3 separate regions of the Mus musculus genome follow, and regions 1 and 2 are each linked to region 3. The links are chromatin loops, found by intact Hi-C in ENCODE. Cell type or tissue: gastrocnemius. All regions are shown on one strand. Links, peaks and the distances in the headings refer to the core of each region. The heading gives the core; the rest is flanking DNA. Region 1 overlaps Nsmce2 (NSE2/MMS21 homolog, SMC5-SMC6 complex SUMO ligase). Region 2 overlaps Nsmce2 (NSE2/MMS21 homolog, SMC5-SMC6 complex SUMO ligase). Region 3 holds the start of Trib1 (tribbles pseudokinase 1).

Evidence for each region. Peaks named below come from ENCODE experiments on the same cell type or tissue, not always from the same donor. Only the 100,000 strongest peaks of a DNase experiment are listed, where the experiment ranks them.
Region 1: it touches region 3 in a loop (2.1-fold over the local background); 12 of 42 quality-filtered maps call a loop at or near these places.
Region 2: a loop joins it to region 3, with 2.3 times the contacts of the local background. A loop is called at or near these places in 9 of 42 quality-filtered maps.

What each region holds. Positions count from the first base shown.
Region 1 is chr15:59,521,330-59,526,605 of GRCm38, forward strand. The region is part of intron 4 of Nsmce2 (NSE2/MMS21 homolog, SMC5-SMC6 complex SUMO ligase); the gene reads left to right. Among named protein-coding and RNA genes, the nearest start is that of Gm36677, 94 kb to the right of the region's middle. In gastrocnemius, for the core only: no CTCF peak of the experiment used is centred there; DNase peaks (open chromatin) are centred at 1,115 and 2,841; H3K27ac peaks cover 1,763 bases.
Region 2 is chr15:59,586,318-59,591,593 of GRCm38, forward strand. All of the region lies in intron 4 of Nsmce2 (NSE2/MMS21 homolog, SMC5-SMC6 complex SUMO ligase), which reads left to right. Among named protein-coding and RNA genes, the nearest start is that of Gm36677, 29 kb to the right of the region's middle. In gastrocnemius, for the core only: a CTCF peak has its summit at 2,071; no DNase peak of the experiment used is centred there; H3K4me3 peaks cover 967 bases; H3K27ac peaks cover 2,161 bases.
Region 3 is chr15:59,647,768-59,653,043 of GRCm38, forward strand. Trib1 (tribbles pseudokinase 1) reads left to right here and starts at 887. Exons shown (of 3, transcript NM_144549.4): 1 at 887-1,755; 2 at 3,712-4,004. The coding sequence starts at 1,396. In gastrocnemius, for the core only: a CTCF peak has its summit at 2,676 (motif pointing left); DNase peaks (open chromatin) are centred at 1,283, 1,452, 1,661, 2,174 and 4 more places; H3K4me3 peaks cover 4,000 bases; H3K27ac peaks cover 4,000 bases.

The DNA of each region.
Region 1 (5,276 bases), core at 372-4,371, 130 kb before region 3:
CTGTTTAGGATGACTCTATCTTAGGTCTCCATCCATAACCATTGGCAGAACTCTGTTAAGAGCTTACTTGTCCCTGTTCTTGCTGTTGAAGATTTTTAGGACGATTTGTCCAAAATGAAAGCAGTATTAATTCCCGTAGGTAGCCTCGGTGCCTGGCTCATCTTTTCTGCTGTCTTCCCCATCACTGTCTATATTCTGGATGCTTTGAGCATCATAACTGGTGTCAAGGACCCACATGCATTTCCCTCCCACACGCTCTTTCTCTCCCTAGAGTAACATCGTTTGGAAATTTGAACATCCTTTGATACAACCTTTACTGGATGGAACTTCTGTGAAATTTCTCTTGCTTTCCCTCGTATTATCACCTGCTCCCCCGTCATGCCCCGGCTGTCCTGTGCCTGATTCTTGGCCACGATTATCACCATATTACAGTTAAAGGTTAAAACACTGTTGCCTGTGGGCTGTGAACTCCAGGAAAGAGATACTACTCTCTGCTTCTCCCGAGTCGTCCATAGGCTGTGACCAGGTTATAGCCAAGCAGATCAGTGGGCTAGCCTCACCTCACGACCTCCTGACCCTCTGAATCCTAGTCATTTCTATTGTTCATTTTACTGTCCAAGATCTGCCACGGTAGGTGTTCACCCTCCTGGCTCTTCCAGTTTTGCATTCCTTTCCTGGGCCTCCAAAATGTTCTGTACATGGACCTCCAGTGCTCTCAGGAAGGAGGGAAGACAGGAGCTGTTATTTATTGGTTCTCTGCTGCTCATCTCGGTGATTCAGCCCAACCTACACTGCATACTTGGCCCATTTACTAGAGCAGTCACCAGCACTCTGTGCTCCTTTGATCACCTCACCTCCCACTGTGCCATCGGTCCAGCCAGCCCCTGTCTTTTGTCCTGCTCCAGTGCTCCAGGACTCTTAACTGAAACACAAGCTCTTCCAGATTGAGCCTTCTACAGACTGGCTGCTCAGACAAAGATCACCTAATCTGCCCAGCTCCCAACCCTGTGAGCTGCCATTGCCAGGCATGGCTTCATTATAGTCTTCCAGGGAGCCCTTACCAGCGGAGCAAAACTAAACTCGTTCAGATCTTCTCTTCTGCCATACTGTTGCTGAGCCCGTTTCCTGTTCCCTGGCGGCCTTCCATGAGTCCCTCTGATGGCAAGTCCCCTTCTCGCTTGCTTCTGCAGAGCAAAGGACTGGTTGTTTTGAGGCCCTACTTCTTGCTTTACTTTTGGTCACACTGCATCTTCTGCCCACTCCGCTGTCCTCCTATCTCTGGCTACAGAATATCACTTAGATAAGAGCACACAACGATGTTTCATGTATTTTCCCTGATGATGTACACAGTGCCTGGTACAGTGTCTGCCATGGTGGAAAGCCCACGAACATTTGAACAGAGAAGAAGCCAAAAGACAAAGGAGAGTAGATTGGACCCTGCTGCTGTTCTATGTGCATGTACGCATTTCCTTTTTAAGGTTTCATTGTGTATATTCATCAGCGTCTATTTTCTTCTCATCCCTAGAAGCCCAGTGAAGTTAGTGCTGTCATCCCTGATACGTATGTGCAGAGAAAACTCATAGAAGTCACTCTGCTTGTAGGGGGAAGAACTTCCTGTCTTTCACAAGCCTGCTCGATGCCGTCACTTCTGAAAAGCCTTAGTATGCCCCTAGCCTTCCATGGCACTGTTCACTCATGGGCGTCTCTACAGAAATGACATTGTGCGTGGCTCCTGTGCCAGGTGCATTACGCCCTCCTCCTTGCCACTGCTTACATGAGGGCTTCTGGTATGTGGGGTCTTTGACAGTTTTCACTTTCTGTCTCACACTCCATATGCCAGTCTTAGCTCTATAACCTCAGACAAGTTATGAGTTCCTCAGGTGGGTGGAAGTGTTTCTTCTTTTATGTGACCCTTGTTGGACATACATAAGGGATTGTTGCGTAGTGACCATTTCCCGTCTGCTGAGTTGGAGGCTCTGGGACATGAGTCTGGTAACGTCTTCATCACTAGGCTGTTCTTCAGATCTCACTTGCATCTTTCTGTTGTTCCCTGCAGAGGGCCTCCCCTTCTCCAGTAGCCTGTCTGCCTCTTCCAGTCAAGCACTGGTAGTCCTTAGATATGACGAATATGGTGACTAACTGAGAAGCCTCTTTGTAAAGACCTCAAAAGCAATCACAGGTTTAAATGTGTGTTTGCAGATAAATACATACATATGTTTGCATATAAACAAAGATTTTGTCATCTTCTTTAAGTGCTTAACTCGCATGTGCTTACTAAGACATCTCTGCAGACTGTAAATTAAAAGAATAGCCAGCCACCGAGAGTTCCAAGACCAAGAGTTCCAAGACAAAAAATCCGCAAAAATTCTTTGAAAAATTTTTGGCTAGAAAATTATTTTAATTGACTTTTTAGTACAACTTTTGATGTTAAATATAATGTCAGTGGCAGAGAATCTAAAATAATAAGCATACTTGGGATCTTTAAAAATCCATTGTCAGTGTCCACCATGTGCAGATTTTAGTTGATTATAGTGAAATGACTGGCGGGGAGAAAGAAAGGTGTTCTAGTAAGTACTCATAAGGAATTCCAGAAGCTTCTGGGAGCTAGGACCACTGGTTCTGGAGGCACTGCACCATCTTTGGGTTCTCCAGTGGCATGGAGGGCTGCTTCTGAGCAGGCCTGGCCCTCCTCTCAGGTTTGCTTCTCAGCTTTCCCTGGTTCCTTTGGAGGAGAGGAAGTGTGTGTGTGTGTGTGGGGGGGGGGGGGGGTCTGGAGAAGCCTGAGGGCAGAACCCATGGGTTGCTGAAGTGAGCGAGCCCTGTGGTTGCCATGCCAAGGCCTGGCTGGTGCTGGCTCAAGCTCCGTGTTTGCTTTGTGGGAGCATGCCGGAACTGACCTTTCACTTGCCCTTCACGCTCTGGGTGACTCAAACGCTGAGCCATTGTTTTAGGAACTGATTATGCTTTGACAGTATGGCAGAGGTATTTCCTCAGTGCTGGGCCGAGGCTGGGAGGTGGGTAGATTTTGGTATGATTTTGCTTCAATTGGGAGGACCGCTTTTCTCTTTCTTTGGGTATTGTTTTGCTTTTTCCATCTGTAATACACATGCCAGTCCCAGATGCTGAAATTCACCTGAACCTGTCCAAAAATTGCCAAGAGATCTTGTAGCTTTCACTGGCAGCTTGTAGCCTTAGTGTGGCATTTCTGTTAAAGGCTCACTCTATCCTTGCCATCATATGGAGGCCAAGAGTCAAAACAGACAAATGTGGAAATGTAAGCCATATAAAGCTCTGTGCTTGTAAATCTTCATAGTAGAGCAACTATAACAGTGTGAAGGGAGGCTTTTATTACGTAGATTCATGGAATCTGCCCTCTCTGAAAGTTTGGAGTTGCCGGTTAAATACGTATGTATTTTTCAAAGGAAATCATCAAAAAGGACATTCCGCTCTTATTACAAAGTTATTTTAGGGGTAAATATTTTGATAGATGTGGTTCGGTGCACCTGGGAGCTGAGCCGTAGCTTGAGGCGGTTAGAACAGATGGAGCTCTGAGATAGTTCAAGGCTTGGGTTTTCCCCTGTGCAAGCACATGGCTGGTGGGCCGCAGGAACCTTAACTTTCTCCATGCTGATGTTAGAAAAGTAGCTTTCTTATGGAAAGGTCTCATTACTGAAGCGTTCGGGGACCATCGTAGGTCTTCTCTGAAATAAATGTATAGTGAGGTCTGTTGTGTACACACATTTTATTAAGAGAGAGAATGCAGTCTCTGGCCAGGAGTAAGTCATGTCAGGACTGCCTACATTTGCATCAAATGCAAAGGTCTGGGATTTGGGCGCTGACTGACTGACAGGAACAGCAGAAGCTTAGCAAGACAGAAAGACTGCTGTGAGCTTCCTTCTTTTTTGAAGTTGAGTTGAATCACTAGTCAGATTGAAATCCTAGCATATAATTTTTAAAAATAGTCTAGTGTGTCATCCAACCTTGTCAGGAAATCAGTGTACACGAGCACAGCTCTGGCTGCTTCCCGTGCTCACCTGCCATTTCAGTAGAGAGCTTGCTTGGCTAGGGACATTCTACAATTCTAACACTTCTCCCTCTTTGACTAAAGTGATCTTTTGTCAGCCATGAAAGTATTTGTCCTTGTGAAAGTCACCTCGTAGGAGCCGGGTGGTTTGGTAACCTGAGTCCAGTCATGGGGCCCCGTTCATAAGTTAGTGATCTTGGAACAGGGACCATGTTTGTTGGTGTGATTTGTCTCTGTTTTGGTTTGGTTTTGTTGAGAAAGTCTCACTGTGTAGCCCAGGCTGGCCTGGAAATCAAGCCAATCCTGGCTCGGTCCCCTAAGTGATGAGTTTTACAGGTATGAGCTACCACACCCAGTCGTTTGTCACTTCTTATTTCCTATCTCAGAATAAGTTCCCCAAGGGCAGAAACCACCTTTCTGTTCTCATCGAGTAGTTGTTGATGATTTGTTGACGGACACATAGCTGAGAACTGTTTGTGTAACCCCCCCCCCCCCGCCCCCAGCTCTGAGTTAACACATGGTGATGGTGATTTTTCAGCACTTCCTTATTAGTAGCACAGGCAGGAACATGGATATTGCAAGCTCGCCAAGCGCTAACCCTTCCCACCCTTGGTAAGAGTTCCTGATAAACCTTTGGCTTCTGAGGAGAGAGAACTAAGCCCCAGTACCTCCTCAGCAACCGCCTTTCTAGATGCGGGAAGTGGATCTGGACTGTCAGAGCTGTTCTAGTGTCATGGAGGTGTCCTGTGTTTGCAGCAGCTGCTAGCCCTATTGTGCTCTTTCACTGAACGCTCTATTAGCCTTTGTGCCATCTGCTTATTTGAGACAATACAGCTGGGTTGACTGCAGCCATTCCAACAATCAGGATTTTCTTTTTAACAATGTGAACATTGCATACTGCCTCTCATTGTACACAGTATTAAGACAAAAAATACCATTTAGAAATGGTTGTGCTAAGCTCATTTTAAAATAAAAAGGTTCTATTTAAAGTTCAGCTGGTTATAGTATAAACCGGTTCTGATGACTCATTCTAGCGATACTTTTACCCCCCACCTGTGCTTTTAGTAGTTGTTTGGGGCCCAGACAGGAAAAACCCTTACATTATGTAGATTACTTATTTCAGGCACTTGATTTAGTAGCAACTTGTTGACTAATTGAGGAAACACTTTTAGTTAGAAATAATTAGAAACACTAGAACATCCAATTTGGTGAAGGGCATTGCATTATAGGTGTAGTTCATTTGTGACTGTAT
Region 2 (5,276 bases), core at 479-4,478, 62 kb before region 3:
CTGTCCAGGCAGAAGGTGGTCAGGGCTTGAACTGGGGTTCACTAGAGATCCAGGCAGAGTATTCAGAGTGAATCACGTGGGTTCAGCTTTGAGCAATTAGATGGTAGGAAAGTGTGAGACAGACCAAAGGCCTCAGCTTTGACAGTGGAAACTGACATCTTGGTCTATGCAGTGCCCACCCTGTCATGTCCTCAATTGTGTGTGTCACAAGTATTTAACTTTGAAAATCCTCCTTCAAACACTTGCATCATTCCTGCTTCCTCTGGTGCTCATTCTGTGGCATCAAGGAAGGAGGGAGATGTGTATGCATCCCCCACCCCCAAGCGCTGGGAAGGTGGCTCATTGGTTCAAAGCTTTTCTTGGTTTTCCAGACGACCTGAGCTTGGCAGACTTACAACTACCTATAACTCCAGTTCCAACTAATGTCCTCTTCTCGCCTCTTAGAACACACATACACATGTGGCATGCACTCACACATTAATAATAATAATAATAATAATAATAATATATGAGAAAATTCAAGGTTTAGGGATCTAGCTTGCCTACCTTGCAGAAAGCCCAGTACCACATACACTAGGCATGTTTCATTCATAACTGTAATCCTTTCACTCAGAAGGTAGAGGCAATAAGTCAAAAAGTTCGGGGTCATCCTTAGCTACATAGTAAATTTGAGATCATCCTCCAGGACATAAGATCCTGTCTTAGAGATGAGGGTGGGGGGACATCAATTAAGCAACCAAATTTGATTACCTGACTCCTACCCTGTACATCCCTCCACTGTAATCTTAGTTTTTGGCAGGCTTTCTTCCTCCACACACACAGTGCTTGCTTCCTGAACCCAGGCATCTAGATGCAGGGTTGGGGTTCTGAGGCCTGCCCATTGGTTAGACGTTAACAGCTAACATATGCTTCTAACGACATCCAGCCATCCTTCAGTATCTGTGAGGGGTTATCTCTGGGATGCCTGAGATATCAAATTTCACAAATGTTCAAGTACCATAGACACAATGGCAAGTGTTTGCATAGAACACACTCCCTCTTAGAGTCTTTAAGTCATCTCTGGGTTTACTCACCATACCCAATTTGGTGTAAATGCTATACTCAGAGGCACTGCACTACTTAGGGATCAGTAACAAGAAGAAAAGTTCTGTGCATGTTCAGGACAGGCACAGTTGCTTCTCTAAACATTCTTCATCTCTATGCCTGATTTAATTCATATATGCAGAACCCAGGAGTGTGGGAAACATGACATCTCATTTGCTTGCTTATATATGCAAAATCAGGACTATTTTGTGATTCTTTAATAAAGATTACATTGGCTTAATCCAGCTGCTCCTTTATTAAAGGTCTAGTTTCTACAGTTGCCTTTGAAATATCATGGGACTTAAAGACTTATTCTTGTCTATATACTAGACATAACAATATAGTCCATCGTGGGTATTATGTGAGTATTAAATGAAATAATATCAAGTCACTGGAGCAGTCTTCAGTAAGTGAGCTATTATTAGTATTAATGAGACACCTGGCAATGGAACACTCTAGAAGCAGCACACTGTTCACAGTGCTCAGAGGATGCATCGGGAGAACGTAGAATGACATGCACCCTGGACAGTTTTAAGCACAAGCTATGCTTTGTCTGGCTCTTGATGTTCTGGGATAAGTAAGACTTTGGTTGGCAGCTAACCCCACTCTCCAAATGTCTGTGGTTCTGGCAGATCTGTGCCTTTCTCTCCCGCCTGCCTTTTACCACACGTACCATGCAGTTCTGTCCTGGAGACCAGGTAAACCACCAGAAGTGATATTTATTGCCAGATGCGACCTTTTGTGAGCACCTTGTAGAATCCCAGCATTAATGTCACTTTCTATAAATACAGGTGAAGGGTGAGGAAATGCTCTCTTTAGAGAAGTGTCGCTATTGCAATCTTTCCTCTTTTAGACTCTCTCGGTCTGTGGGCTATTACTCACGGCTGGCATTCACCCTTCTCTCTCGTTACCTCCCTGTTCGTGATCTCTGCCATCTCTTAGTTCCCTGCTCGGCCTCCCTAGCGGTTGGCATTGCATCTGAGTTATGCTTTCTTGCTTCCTCCACCTTTTGAAATTTAAAAATAGAAAAAGACCAACAAACCCACAGTCTTTCACGTGGGCTGAACTCTGTTAATACGTCTAACAGATTTTCCGGTGAATTCCACACTGTAATATTTATAGTCAGAAATCTGCCATTGGTTCAGAATAAACTCTGTAAGAAATTCACAAGGAGCTACTTTATTTTGACTATCAGACACGAAATCAGGCAGAGGAGTCACCAGCCCACAGGAGGAGGCTTTGCAAAGAGGGTCCCATAGGCAGCGTGGGTCCCAGAGGCAGCGGGGCTCCCTGCCGCCCCTGTACCTTTCTACATTACCTGCCCACTTTCCTGAGTCAGTACTTGATAAAGGAGTCTCTCATACAGTGAACACCAAGCCCAGGGCTCAGAAAACATGCAGACCTTCGTAGGTGTGAGCAGTGTGAGCAGAAGGCCCACCCCAGTATCATACTAAACAAACATGTACCAAACATGTACAGACTGTTACATGCTAAACACCATTTTATTGCTGACAGGTGTTTTGAACTTTCTGCAATTTTGCTTTGAAAATAGAATGGCTGAAAATAACTGATTTGTCACTGGCTGTTAGTGTCTAAGCAGTAATCTTTGCATAATTTATTACATTAAATAATAGATCCAGCCTGTGTATCGATTCCAAATGAAATATTGTTAATTACTAAATAAACGGTTACTAAGGATAAGCAAATAATATTATTTGCAGGCCTTTGACATGAGTTGATTTTTAAGTTGACAGCTGACTTGCTTAGAATAAAGGATTACCCGCTGCTGGTCTGTAGTGCCTTAGACCAGAAGAAGCACCACTGGTTTGGGATTTGGGAGCACGTGGACAGACAAGTACAGCCGGGCATCCCTACTCCATCTGAAATCAGAAACTTTGAAGTCATTGTGTTGACGCTCAGAAAGAGTTCCAGTTCTGAGACAGAGATGCACATCTGTTGATGGTGTCCAGCATCTCTGATGCTTCTCTACACCCTTGGAAAGGGCTAAGATCACAGACACTACCCTGCTGTGTATGCTTTCCAGAGTTCTGCTTGGGAGTCCAGCATCTTTATCCTCCCTTCATGGAGTGAGTGTCGGCTTAGGGACTTGAAATTACCATACAAGTAAAGGGGTCCAATAAAGAAAGGGGGCCCCTCTAAAAGAGCAGTTGGGGAAGAATCTCTGGCCTCCAACCAAATGGCCGTGAACAAAAATTCCATGCCCTTGTCCTGCCTTAGTAGGACAGATAGACAGACATTCAGACAAACAGACAGACACTCCACCTGCCCTAAAGGGAGGCCCAAAGTAGTTGTGTAACACACAAGTTTACAAACCCCTCTGACCCTGCTGGAGTTTCTGACTGTCAAGGGCTTGTTTCCCACACCTTGACAAGAAAGCAGTTTTAGGTCTATATTATTCTACCAGCATGAAAGAAGGAAGAGGAAAAAGAAAAAAGACAGAGAAAAGGAGGAAAGAATAAGCCATTGACAGACAGTTGACAAGTATAGACTAAAGATGACTTACCTGAGATACTTGGGACCACAGTGTTTGTGGTTTGGGATTTTTAAACATTTGCATATACATAGTGAGATAACCTGAGGCTAGGATACAAGCCAAGCAGAAAGTTTAACTATATCCCATACAGTTTCTACACAAAGCCTGAAGACAACAACTTTATACAGTATTTTAAATAGATGAATGTCCTCACCAGAAAATAACCACCTAAGCTAAAACAGACTCTGATGTCATATAGTATTTTAATCCATGAAGCAAAGTCTCACAGTGTCATTGTCCGTGTCTGGTGTCATGTCGGTATGCAAAATGTTGTAAGGTTTGGTGTATTACAGATTTCAGACTTGCAGCTTAGGGAGACTCGGCCTGTAGCCTGTCTTCAGAAAGGAGCTCACCTGTCCCCTGTTTTCCTCACTAAAGGACAGGTGTAACACAGTGAGGGGAAGCAGATGGCTCTGTGTTCACAACCTCACACTCACTGTGCATCATTCTCAGTGCAGGCTAGGAGCTGAGGTGCCCCCCCCCCGCCCCCCTGGGTCAGCTCTCTTCAGAGCAGCAATGTGATGGCATGCTTTTTCACGTCCTTGAGATTCCCCAACATGGTATTTCACGGGGTTAGATGCCAGAAAGATACTGAAATCTAGCTGTCTCTAGAAGCTGCCTTCTATGAAACCAAACATTTAAGATATTTACAAATCCAAAAACATGATGCCATTCTCTGGTTTGTCCTGGGAAATATAATTACTTTTAAATTTTAAATTTTTTATTTATATGAACTGGGTATGGTGGCTCACACCTTTAATTTTAGCACTTAGGAGCAGAGGTAGAGGGATCTTTGTGAGTTCAGTGCTAGCCTGGTCTACAAAGTGAGTTCCAGGACAGCCAAGGCTGTTACACAGAGAAATCCTGTCTTTATTAAAAAAAAAAAAAAAAAAAAAAAAAATTGTAGCGGGAGGTGACTCAGTGGTTAAGAGCACTGGCTGCTCTTTCAGAGGACCTGGGTTAAACTCCCAGCAACCACATGGCAGCTCACAACTATCTGTAACTCCTGTTCCAGGGCTTTTGACACCCTCACACTAACGTACATACAGACAAAATGCCAGTGTACATTAAAATAAATAAATAAATGTTATTTATATTGACATGCAATGGGAGTGTTGCTATTATCTTTAAATACAGCAATAAGTATGTTTTTTTTTAATTCTTCAGTCTTAATATCTACTGTGGTAAATACTGATACATACAACCCATCTCTTTAAACAGCTCCTGGAGTCCTCAGTAATACCTAAGACCTCATTGAAGTTCAAATCATGCACCCCAAAGTGTTTCTGAAGGGTCTACAGGAAGGTCCTGTCTACAGTTTGTTTCTTGAGGCAGGAGCCATGTTGCTTTGTTTGTTTGTTTGTTTGCTTGTTTGCTTGTTTTCTCCATTTGTCTTGGTATCAAAGCTCTGAAGCAAGGCACCTTGCTAGCCCAAAGCCTGTGACTGAACACAGGAGAGTCCAGGTCCTCTAACCAGGTCATCTGTTACCAAGCTGTATCCCCTTACAGATTCATTATCTGAACTTTGTAAAGTCTTATTTTACTGACCTGGTCCTTGTGGGCAGAACTGGGGACCCCTTGGGACTCTGTTAAAAACAGAAGAGTTGACCTCCAGCCATCCAAGTGCCTAGTGCAGGGA
Region 3 (5,276 bases), core at 576-4,575:
CCCAGTGTTTGCTTTTATTTCATCCAACAGAAGGTTCTATTTGTGGAAGCGAACAGACGCTGGGGATTAGAGTTGGGAGGGGGCAGGAAAAGAGGGGAAGAAAAAAAAAGCCACATTCACTACCACGCACAGGTCTTCCCCGGAACTACCGCGTGGGGGTGAATGACTGATAATGGAATTCATCACCTTTCCTCTCGCCCCTTCCTCCGGCTGCAGCCGCGACTCGACGGCGCCCACAGCTCCACCGGGAGCTCCCCAAAGTGCAGAACGGCGGGGAGGGGGGGACCCACTAGGATAAAGGCGTGACCACTGGGTCTCAGCCAGCTGCCGGTGCGCAGCCAGGAGGTGCGCGCGCGGCCGCCGGGAGCTCGGTGCTCCATTGTGTTGTGTGAATGATGCGCGCGCACCAATCAGCGGTCGTTTCGCCCCTGCTGCCCCGCCCCTCCCGCCCACTTCCCCGGGAACCTGACGTCACGGGAGCTTTGCCTCCGCCCCCTCCCTGGGCTACGGGCCCGCGGGCCTGCGGTGGGGCGCGCGCAGCCTGCTGCCCAGCCCAACCCGGGGGGCGTGTGCGCGCGCCCAAGGCGTCCCAGGACGTTCCCACCTGCGCCTCGGCGCGCGCGGTCAGGAGCATCCCCAGGCCTCCAGCCACCCCTTACAGTTCCAGCCTCCAACTCCACCTCCCCTCCCCCCTAGTCTCCTCCCTCCGCTCCGGTGACTGCAAGCCGGGCGACGGGGCCGGAGTCGTCGCAGCCACCTCATTGCACAACCCGGCTTCCCAACTGTTTACACAGCCCGGGCTGTGAGTGTGTGTGTGTATACAGCGTGAGTCACCGGGAGGCGGAGGAGGTGGAGGAAAAGGAGAAGGAGTGCACTGGCCGGGATCAGTGCGGCACACACACTCATAGTCGGTCACTCTCTCTCTCTCTCCTGGAGCGCGTCTCGCTCGCTCACACGCCTGGAGCCCAGGAGCGCGCAGGATTCCGAGCGGCGCGGAAAAGTTGTACCGGCTTTTACGCCAGACTAATTGCTTTGGGAAGTGCGTTTGCTCGGAGAAGCCGAGGAGCCTGTGGAATCCTGTCCTCGAGGCTCAACACCCGGGAACTCGGGCCGTCTCCACGTCCCGGACTATCCACAGCCTCGGCAACAATAGCGGCGGCCACCGCCAACGAGGCGCCCAGACCTGGTGCCTGTGGGGGTCTGGAGACCTTAGCCGGCCTCCCACCCTTGGACGCGTGGCCAACGTGGTTCTGGTGGACAACGCCAGCGTCCTGGAACGGCTCCTCTTGGGGACCGATCCAAGCTCTATCTGCAAACTCCATCCCGCCGACTGGAAGAAGTCACAGCGCAGATCCAGGGATTTACAAAGCCGGGGCCGCTCCGGCCAGGGCCGCGATGCGGGTCGGTCCCGTGCGTTTTGCCCTGAGCGGCGCCTCGCAGCCCCGCGGTCCGGGTCTACTGTTTCCGGCTGCCCGGGGAACCCCGGCCAAACGCCTGCTGGACACGGACGACGCGGGGGCAGTGGCGGCCAAGTGTCCGCGCCTCTCTGAGTGCTCGAGTCCCCCCGACTACCTCAGTCCCCCTGGCTCGCCCTGCAGCCCTCAGCCTCCGCCCTCCACGCAGGGGACCGGCGGCAGCTGTGTGAGCTCACCCGGGCCCAGCCGAATCGCCGACTACCTGCTGCTACCCCTAGCTGAGCGCGAGCATGTGTCCCGGGCACTGTGCATCCACACCGGCCGCGAGCTGCGCTGCAAGGTAAGCATCCTGGGGCGGAGGTTGCGGGTCTGGATCGTCCACAGAAGTGCCTAGGTTCCGGCCCACCGGGATCACAGTCCCGCCAGCGCTTGGGTTTGGCAGAGCAGATAAGGGCGTTTAGTTGGATAAGGAGGGTATTTTGGTCAGCTTCGTGTTTTTGGAGGTTGAGTGCTTTCCTGTGGAGTGTTTTTTGGTGAGGGTTAGGCGGTCTAGAGGAAGTGCAGGGTTCAGTTCTTTTATCTCTGTTCTTTTCTTTGGCGCTCTGTATTGCTAGCGCGTGGCGTTCCATTTAAGTTTGGAATTGCAATGGGTTCCAGGGCCATGCCATTGCCCTGCTCTCATCCCCCTCCTCCCCCTGTCCTGGAAGGACGCCCTGCAGTGTGTGCCTCCTCGGGACTTGGAGCAACTGGCAAGCTCTTTGCGCGAGGCTCGCGGCATGGGTTCTGTATAGACCAAGTCGGGCTTCTTTTTACCTAGGGGTTTCTGGGCTTGAACTCCTGTTGGGACCAGCATACAGCCCACCCCAGGAAGTGTTGGGATGGGGTGGTCTTAAGCGTGGGAAGGCTTCTGGCCAGCATCGGAGTATTGGAAAACTTCCAGAGGCTCGCTTCCACTTGCTTTAGTTTGAGCCGGCGATTTTCATTGCAACATTAACAGGAGTACAACTAGATACAGGATGGCCGGTCTGGGAGAGCGCGTAGCCCAGGACTGCTTCGCAGTGTGCTCTTCGTGAGCCGGACACCCCATCTCTGGGCCATTGAGAGCCCCACTGACTCCTTTCATTCTCCTGCAGTTAAAAGTGGCATCTGGGTTTCCAACAACTCACCTGAAAGCCCCCCTCCGCCCCCCCCCCCCCCCAACGTGAGCGCCCCACCTCTCCGTTTGCTGCTGCCACCTACTGTCCACTCTCGTGAAATCTCTGATGCGTGGTCAAGCACAGAGAGAAACTCTTTCTTCTTGGTGGATGAGAACAGTTTTGGGAGAGAAACGGATGGGGCGGGAGGAGAAGGCAGCAGATATATATTTTTTTCCCAAGTTGGTACTAGAGCAGCCACCTCAGAGGTGGGGTTGGTCTGGGTCATTGTGCAACCCCTTCCAGTTCCTCTGAGCAGATAATAGCCGAATCCAGATGGTGACAGCCCGTGTGTCACCATTTCCAGTTGCGTCTAGGATATGAGTAACCGGGCTGAACAAAAGGCCCTTAAAGAGACCAGCCAGCTTCTTAGAGGATTTGCTACCCGTTCTGGGGAGGGGGGCCAACCAGGGTGGATGGGGGTCGAGGAAACAAACAGGAAAAAAGAGAAGACCTATAGAGGTGCCTATCCTCTCCTGTAAGAAGGTAACTACAGGCTGCTTCCACCTGAGTCTCAGCCATAGGCAGGCTGCATAAGGCCGCTTTGTCAGTCTCTCCTTCCAAGTCATCAGTTCCTTCTGACTAATGACAGCTCTGCGTGTTTGCTGCCTCAGCTTCCCGTGGAGGCTGCAAAGTCACCACATTCTTTGACTGTGCTCTGCTGAGCCTCCTGGGTTCGCAGGAGATGCATGCATGTTTAGCTGTTGATTTTTCACTCTTAGGGATGCCGGGGGTACCTTCCCCTAGCTACTTACTGTCTGCTAGGAAGAGCTACAGCAGGGAGCTGGGCTTGCTTGGCTCCCAGGAGCTGATGGCCCCCTAAAAGACAAAAGCATTTGCAGAAGGGAGTTCTTCTAGTCACCCTACAGTAGGGGGTGGGCTCTGGGAGTGTGCTAGCCCAGATCCCAAAGTGTAGCTGGTTTGTTGTAAGGGTATCCTAACAGCTGGAGCTCTGAGGGGCTACCCAGAAAAGAATATATGAATGGGGCTTATTGCCATTGAAAGCCCAAAGATGGAGAACTCCAGCCCAGCTTCAGATAGGACCTTGGAGGCGGGCCCTCTGTCTTTCTCATTCCTTAAACAGGTCACTTTTCTCCCCACAGGAATTCCCCATTAAACACTACCAGGACAAAATCAGGCCTTACATCCAGCTGCCGTCCCATAGCAACATCACTGGCATTGTGGAGGTGCTCCTTGGTGAGAGCAAGGCCTACGTCTTCTTCGAGAAGGACTTTGGAGACATGCACTCCTATGTGCGGAGCCGAAAACGGCTTCGGGAAGAGGAGGCCGCTCGGCTCTTCAAGCAGATTGTTTCCGCCGTCGCCCACTGCCACCAGTCGGCCATCGTGCTGGGGGACCTGAAGCTCAGGAAGTTCGTCTTCTCCACCGAGGAGAGGTAGGCAGCTGACACAGCACTTCTGGTGGCCTTTTGGAACAACAGCAGCAACAATCCCCACCCCCCCAAACAATGAAACAAACAAACAAAATGAAACAAAACCCCCAAAGGCACAGGTCATGCCTTTAGGTGCAAGATAAACCCAAGGGCTCAGGTCTTCTCTGCTGTTAGTACTAAGTCCTGCATCTGGGAAGTGATGGCCAACCCCAGTTTATTCTCTGCTCTATTGGACGCAGCATAGGGAAGCCTAGAGGTGTGTTGGTGCTTTTCTTGATGCTACCTGTTGACAGGATGCCCTTCCTGCCCCTGTCTCAGGCTCAGGTTTATCTCCTCTTGTCAGAAAGGCCAGTCTTTTGGGGAAAAGGTGTCCACTTGTCAAGGACAAGTGGACTCCAAGAGGTGCTCAAATTCTTACTTCCGTGCCCTGCCTCTGCTGTACCTAGAAGACTTTACAGAGCTAGTTGTGTTGTTGTGTTGGCAGAATAACAACCATCCCTATCACACCAAACTCCCGTTCTGTTTGAGCCTGGGCGCACCCCACCCCTCCCAGTAGTTGGTTCCCATTCTCTGGTGAGTTTTTAAAGACATCTCATCAGCTCCATCTTCAGAAAATAACCACATTGAATAATAAATGGAAGTTGGCTAGCGTGCACTGCTAAATATAGTTCCTGGCTTACCTCACAAAGGACAAGATGTGCTTGATAAGGGAATAAATAAGGAGACAGTAAGATCTGAAGTGGAGGCTGCACCAAGAGAACCCAGGAAGCAGCTTGAGCTATACCACACTTCATTCTGCAGCCAGACTCCGTCCGTGGTGGGAAGATAGAGATTGCCTGTCTGTAGAATTGTCCTGTGGGAGTGAGTTACTTTCTCGAATACAGTTACACAGGACTTACCCTACCTGTGCACTTTTACCTGTAACACCAGGGCCCCCCTAAAACAGTTACAGAGGTTCCCCAAAGTGTGTGTTTGTATCTGACCTTGCACTGACCATCGAAACACACAGGATTAGCAAAGAGAAACTGTTTGCCGTGAAGAAGTGTCCGGTTCCTGGCCGGTGTGTGCTTCTTTGATAATGGCGATGCCTATTTTTGAAACATGCACTACACACCTCCTCACCGGCTTTTGAAATCTGCATTGCACAGGCCAGTGTCATGGGCATAGGGTTTGGTAACCCGAGGGTTAAGCAATGGCAGGCTGACGTTATTCCTGTAGCCAGCACAGGTGCAGGGTTTTAGTACTACAGGAGCCAATCAGGGGCAGACACCCGAG